Linked DNA regions of Homo sapiens: region 1 is linked to region 2. Evidence: read pairs that join two places in POLR2A ChIA-PET (ENCODE). Cell type or tissue: Panc1. All regions are shown on one strand.

Evidence for each region. Peaks named below come from ENCODE experiments on the same cell type or tissue, not always from the same donor. Only the 100,000 strongest peaks of a DNase experiment are listed, where the experiment ranks them.
Region 1: POLR2A ChIA-PET joins it to region 2 with 7 read pairs; 1 of 35 experiments calls an interaction of 5 or more read pairs at or near these places.

What each region holds. Positions count from the first base shown.
Region 1 is chr5:150,142,101-150,144,600 of GRCh38, reverse strand. All of the region lies in intron 1 of PDGFRB (platelet derived growth factor receptor beta), which reads left to right. Among named protein-coding and RNA genes, the nearest start is that of PDGFRB, 12 kb to the left of the region's middle. In Panc1, no CTCF peak of the experiment used is centred here; a DNase peak (open chromatin) is centred at 1,510; H3K27ac peaks cover 730 bases.
Region 2 is chr5:149,370,291-149,372,790 of GRCh38, reverse strand. No RefSeq gene overlaps it. Among named protein-coding and RNA genes, the nearest start is that of IL17B, 7.8 kb to the left of the region's middle. RefSeq lists a silencer at 1,177-1,326. In Panc1, a CTCF peak has its summit at 1,247 (motif pointing right); a DNase peak (open chromatin) is centred at 1,262.

The DNA of each region.
Region 1 (2,500 bases), 770 kb before region 2:
AGGGGGTGTTTGCTGCAGGAGAGCGGGGCTCGGGCTGGGGAGATCAGCCCGTTCTTTATCAGCCTGGCCCCATTCCAGACAGATGTTTCATCTTATTTTGGACTTCCAGAAAATAGGTCATTTCTTTCCATTGTGTTCCCTGGGGAGGCCTCATGGGGAGAGGAGCATGCAGTGAGTGACGAGTGTGAGGGCCTGGCTTGGGCCCTGGGGAGCTGGAGGGGCAGCCGCCTTCCTCCCTCAGTTGTGAGGGAGCTGTCAGGGCCGGGCCGGAAGATTCTGAAAGGCTGGGCAGAGAAGCCAGCCTTTGCCTGAGGGGGATGGAGAGCAGAGGAGGGCCGGAGAGGTCACATAGGTATTTCAGAAAGGTCCCTCTGGCTGGGGTGTGAGAACAGGTGGAGGGGACAGATTGGAGGTGAGGAGATTGGCGGTGGGATAGCCAGAGGCAGCCGAGCCTGTGCTGGAGGAGGGGGTGCAGGGGGCTTAGCAGCCTTCCAGGGAACCAGCGCTATTCTTCCATCCAGTTTGGACTTCCAGAGCAGCGGGAGCACACGCCAGGCCCCATCTTAGTCGATTTCTGCTGCTTTGTTCAGGGGACTTTGTAGGTACCTGGAGAAACATAAAGAGGACCCCGGGCCTAGAAGCAGCGTGGCACAGAGAATGGCTCCAACACCGAGTGGGCTGCGCCGGGCTGCTCTCTTTCTGTAGCCCTTAGAGTGATCCCGAGGCTGGTGGGGAGGTTCGTGGTGCAGGGGTGGAGCACTGAGCCTTCTCCAACAACTGGAAGTGGAGCGAGCATAGGATTGAAGGGGGCGGGTGGGAGCCTCGGCCACTTCCCCAGTTTCTCCCCTCCACCTGTAACTGTCTCCTCACCCTCCGATCCTGCTCTCTTCTCTGGCTCCCAGGATGGGGCTCCCTGATCACATGACCCAATCACACCCACATCTCAGCCTGCTTGGGGACAGCCACATGGACCAGACTTGCCGCCAGGCCCAGGCTGTGCTGCTATCCCTTTCCTACTCTTTAGCTGCTGGCGGGAGGACTTCATCCCTGGCTCCAGATGCCTCTTGCCCCCACAGACTCCCAGGCCTGGAACTGGCAGCCTTCTCTGAGCTGAGTCATGACATGGGTCCCTCCCCAGCACCCCCACCCCGAGCCCAGCATTCCAGCTCAGCACAGCTGCCTTCCCAGAGTGGAGCCCTGAGGGCCACAGCATGTCAGCCCTGAAAGTGCTCCCAAGACACTCTTGCCCACCCTTTTGCACAGATAAGGAAACTGAGGCTCAGAGAGGGTCAGGACTGTACAGTAGTCACCCTTAGCTGCAGTTTCACTTTCTGAAGTTTCAGTTACCCCAGATCAACTGTGGTCCAAAAACATTAAATGGAAAATTCCAGAAATAAACAACTTACAAGCTTTAAATTTTGTGCTGTTCTGAGTAGTGTGATGAAATCTTGCACTGTCCTGTCTGTCCCGCCCAGGAGTGAATCATCCCTTTGTCCATATACGCTACCCACCTGTTAGTCATCAACAAAGTCCACTACTGACATCCAGCCATCAACACCATCATGGCTCGGTGGTCCAGGATCACTTGGAGCAGATGACCTGATCCTTCTGATAATGTCTGGAGGTCAGTAGTAGCCTAACGCTACTTCACAATTCTTACGCCATCACCTCACTTCCTCTTATCACGTAGGCACCGTGTCATTCCACGTCTTCACAAGAAGAGTGAACGATACAGTAAGATATTTTAAGAGAGAGAACACAGTCACATGACTTTTATTACAGTATATTTTTATCATTGTTCTATTTTATTATTATTGTTGTTCATCTCTTACTGTGCCTTATTTATAAATAAAACTTTATAATAGGTATGTATTTGCAGGGAAAAGAACATAGTATGTATGGGGTTTGGTTTTATCCAAAGTTTCAGGCATCTACTGGGGCCTTGGAATGTATTCCCTGCAGATAGGGGGGACCACTATCCTATAAGTGGGTGTCACAGCCGGGACTAGAGCCAGGTCTTCTTACTTCCCACCCCAACCCCCCTCCAAAGTCTGTCCCAGGCCTGTAAAGTGCCCCGGTACGGAGAACAGAAGACTGGACTGGGTCAGGAGACTGGAGTCTGTGGCTCACTTCTCCCAACAACTTAGCAAATTACCTCCTCTGAGTCTCAGTCGCCAATCCCTGCCTGGCTGGGCTCGTGCAGAGAATGTGACTTTGAAACAAAGGTCAATGTGTGGCAGGACAGAGGTGTGCTGTGGAGAGGGCAGGGGCAGCTATAGCCTGAAGCCTGGGGCCTTGAGCCACCAGCCTCACATCTTAGCAGGGGCTGGAGGCGGGGAGCTGCGCAGCCAGGTGAGCTTCAGCCCCACCGATCACCCGAGCCCATCTTGTCTAGGCCAAAACAATGGGCCCTCTTGCTTTCCTTCCCTAAGCCTCAGTTTCCCCACGAGCACAATGGAGCACAGGAAGGCAGTTAGATCAGATAGATGATCCCTGAGGG
Region 2 (2,500 bases):
ACTGTCAAAAAAAAAAAAAAAAAAAAAAAGCCAAAAACAGCAGTGTGGACTAATATATCCTAAAGCCCATGCTGACTCTTGATGCAAGAGTCCCCTGGATGCAACTCCCCACTTCCCATTTTGTCCCCTAGCAATTCAATCCTCCCCCTGGGCCCTCTAACCCCTGCAGCAAATCCCAAATCAGCTGTTCTAGGGTCTAAAAATACCTTCCCTCCCACAAGACAGCTGAGGGGCTAAGACTATATTCTGAGGGTAAGAATAGCTAGCACTTTAGAGTTAACTTTAATAAAAGGGCCAACCGCCCAGGACAGGAATATGTGGCTTGGCTGCTCTGACTTTAGTGCTTAAAGCAGCTTTAGCTCTGAATGTCTTAAGGGTCTAATTCATGAAAGGCCAGTGATTAGGTATGTGCCTGCCTGGGATGGTAAGTAACTTACCTTTTTTGGTATTGTTCTAGAGTGGATACTGGTTAAAATTACCCCAGGAAGCTTCGGCTGGGTTCCAGACACATGGAAAACAGACTTCCTGTGCCAGCGCATGCTGATCCCTTCAGCAGCCGCTTCTCCACCCTTGGGGCTGCTCTCCAGGTCTTAAGACTTCAGCCCCACATGAAGGGCCCACAGCTTCCAAGCCTTTTCTGTGGGGTGAGGGTGTGGGAAGAATTGAGCTGCAAGAGGGTTGCTTGTAGTCCTGGGAGACCCTAGGTGCTCTGGGGCATAGGGGCTGGTGGGGAAACCCCTCATTGTGGTAGGAGGGGGGTGTCTTACTTCTACCCAAGCATCAGGAGCCCCCAGATGCTCCATAAACACCAGCTAGTCTCATACGGATGATGCCTTCTCCTCTTTTTGGGCTTTAGATTCCTCATCCGTGAAACGAACAAATGGGATTTGGGGGCCTCTAGGGTCTTTTCCAGGCTTACCATTCTGTGACTTAGAAGCTTGGCCTTGGTGGCTGGGCTGACCACTGGCGTAGCTCCGAGTCCCAGCTGGCTCTTCCCAGGCTCCCAGTTTAAAGGCAGCAGCAGGGAGCTCAGGTCCTTTGGAGAGCTGGCTCTACACAGCACCCTGGAACTTCCTTTGGTCTGAGTCTAAGTGTGTTTCATGTTTGCCTCCTCTAGCGAGAAGCTTGCACTCCGTGGGACAGGGGCCTCATCCCTTGCTCAGCACTGCACCTCCAGCACCTGGCAGTGTCCAGAGCGGATAGGGGCGCCGTGTTTGGTGAATGAGTGCACAGACGCCTCTAGGGGGAGCCCAAGATCTGCCTCCTGCCTCCCTCTATTATGCCTTCATAGGTGGGTCAGAACAAAGAATTCCTTATCAACCTCCCGGGTCCCCCACTGCCAATCACCCACCTCCATTCTACCCTCTACAGCTGCCCCTTATCCCCCAAAGTCCTGAAATTTTGCTTGGGTCACCTGCTCCAGGAGGCAGAGTTCCCATGAAGGGTATTAAACGTCTACTACACTGCATCCAGGACTGAGGATGTGTGGCCCTTTACCTGTTTTGTTTGGCTGTCTTTGCAAATGCTCTCTTCTTCCAGGGCTCCGTGAACTGCTGGGGGCTTCTGTCCAGGCCTGAGAAGGTTGGGGTGAGCCCTGGGGCAAAGGCGTCCTGTTGGTTCTTATTTCTGGAATCTGTCCTTTCCTCCCTGCCTCCAAGGAATCAGGTTTGGGCTTGGGGAGGCAGGGATTGTGGGCATTTTGGCTGGCTTTAGTTCTGAGCTGTTTGGGCCTACCCAGGTAAAGAAGGTTTCTGAAGGACATAGCCAGTTCCAATGCAGTCATGCTTGGGCATGGAGCCAAAGCCCAGACAAGGACTGAGGATCAAATGTAACTGCCTTGGTTTGTGTCTTCTGTGCACAAATTCTCTGTAGGGATGCAAGGGAGGGGTGGTTATCAGGGATAAGTTTTGTATTGTCCAGTGCTGGGCCAATACCAATTATTAATTACACCATGACAGCGCATGCCATCTTCATTTCAAACAGACCATGAAAAGATGCCATTACACACTTCGAGTTCACTGGACTTGAGAGCCCCATTTGCATGTGGCTGACATTGTGGCTCTCTCTCCAATACCCTTTCCCCCTTTGACCTTGAAGTCTGGATGAGGCCACTTCTGCTCCAGGGATAGGACCTGACTGCTTTAAGCCAATCAGCTTAATCTCACACCCTCCCTGCCTGCATCATGGTTACTAGTCTCGTATCTGAATCCCAAGCCAATCAGCATGTGGCATTCCCTTGACCACAGGAATTGGTTCAGGGGTGGTCCAACTGGCCCAGAGTCCAAAATTTGGTTCAGTGCTTATGAGAGAAGACCTTCTCTTCCTGGGAGCTGTTGGCAGCCATCTTTGACTATGAGAGAAATCATGGAACTGTAAGACTGCACAGTGCTCTATGCCTGGACTTTAAAGCCATGATAACTAATAAAAACTTTTTATTGCTTAAGTCAATTTGAATTTGGTTTCCTACCACTTCATCAAAAGCCTTCTTACTTGGCTGGGG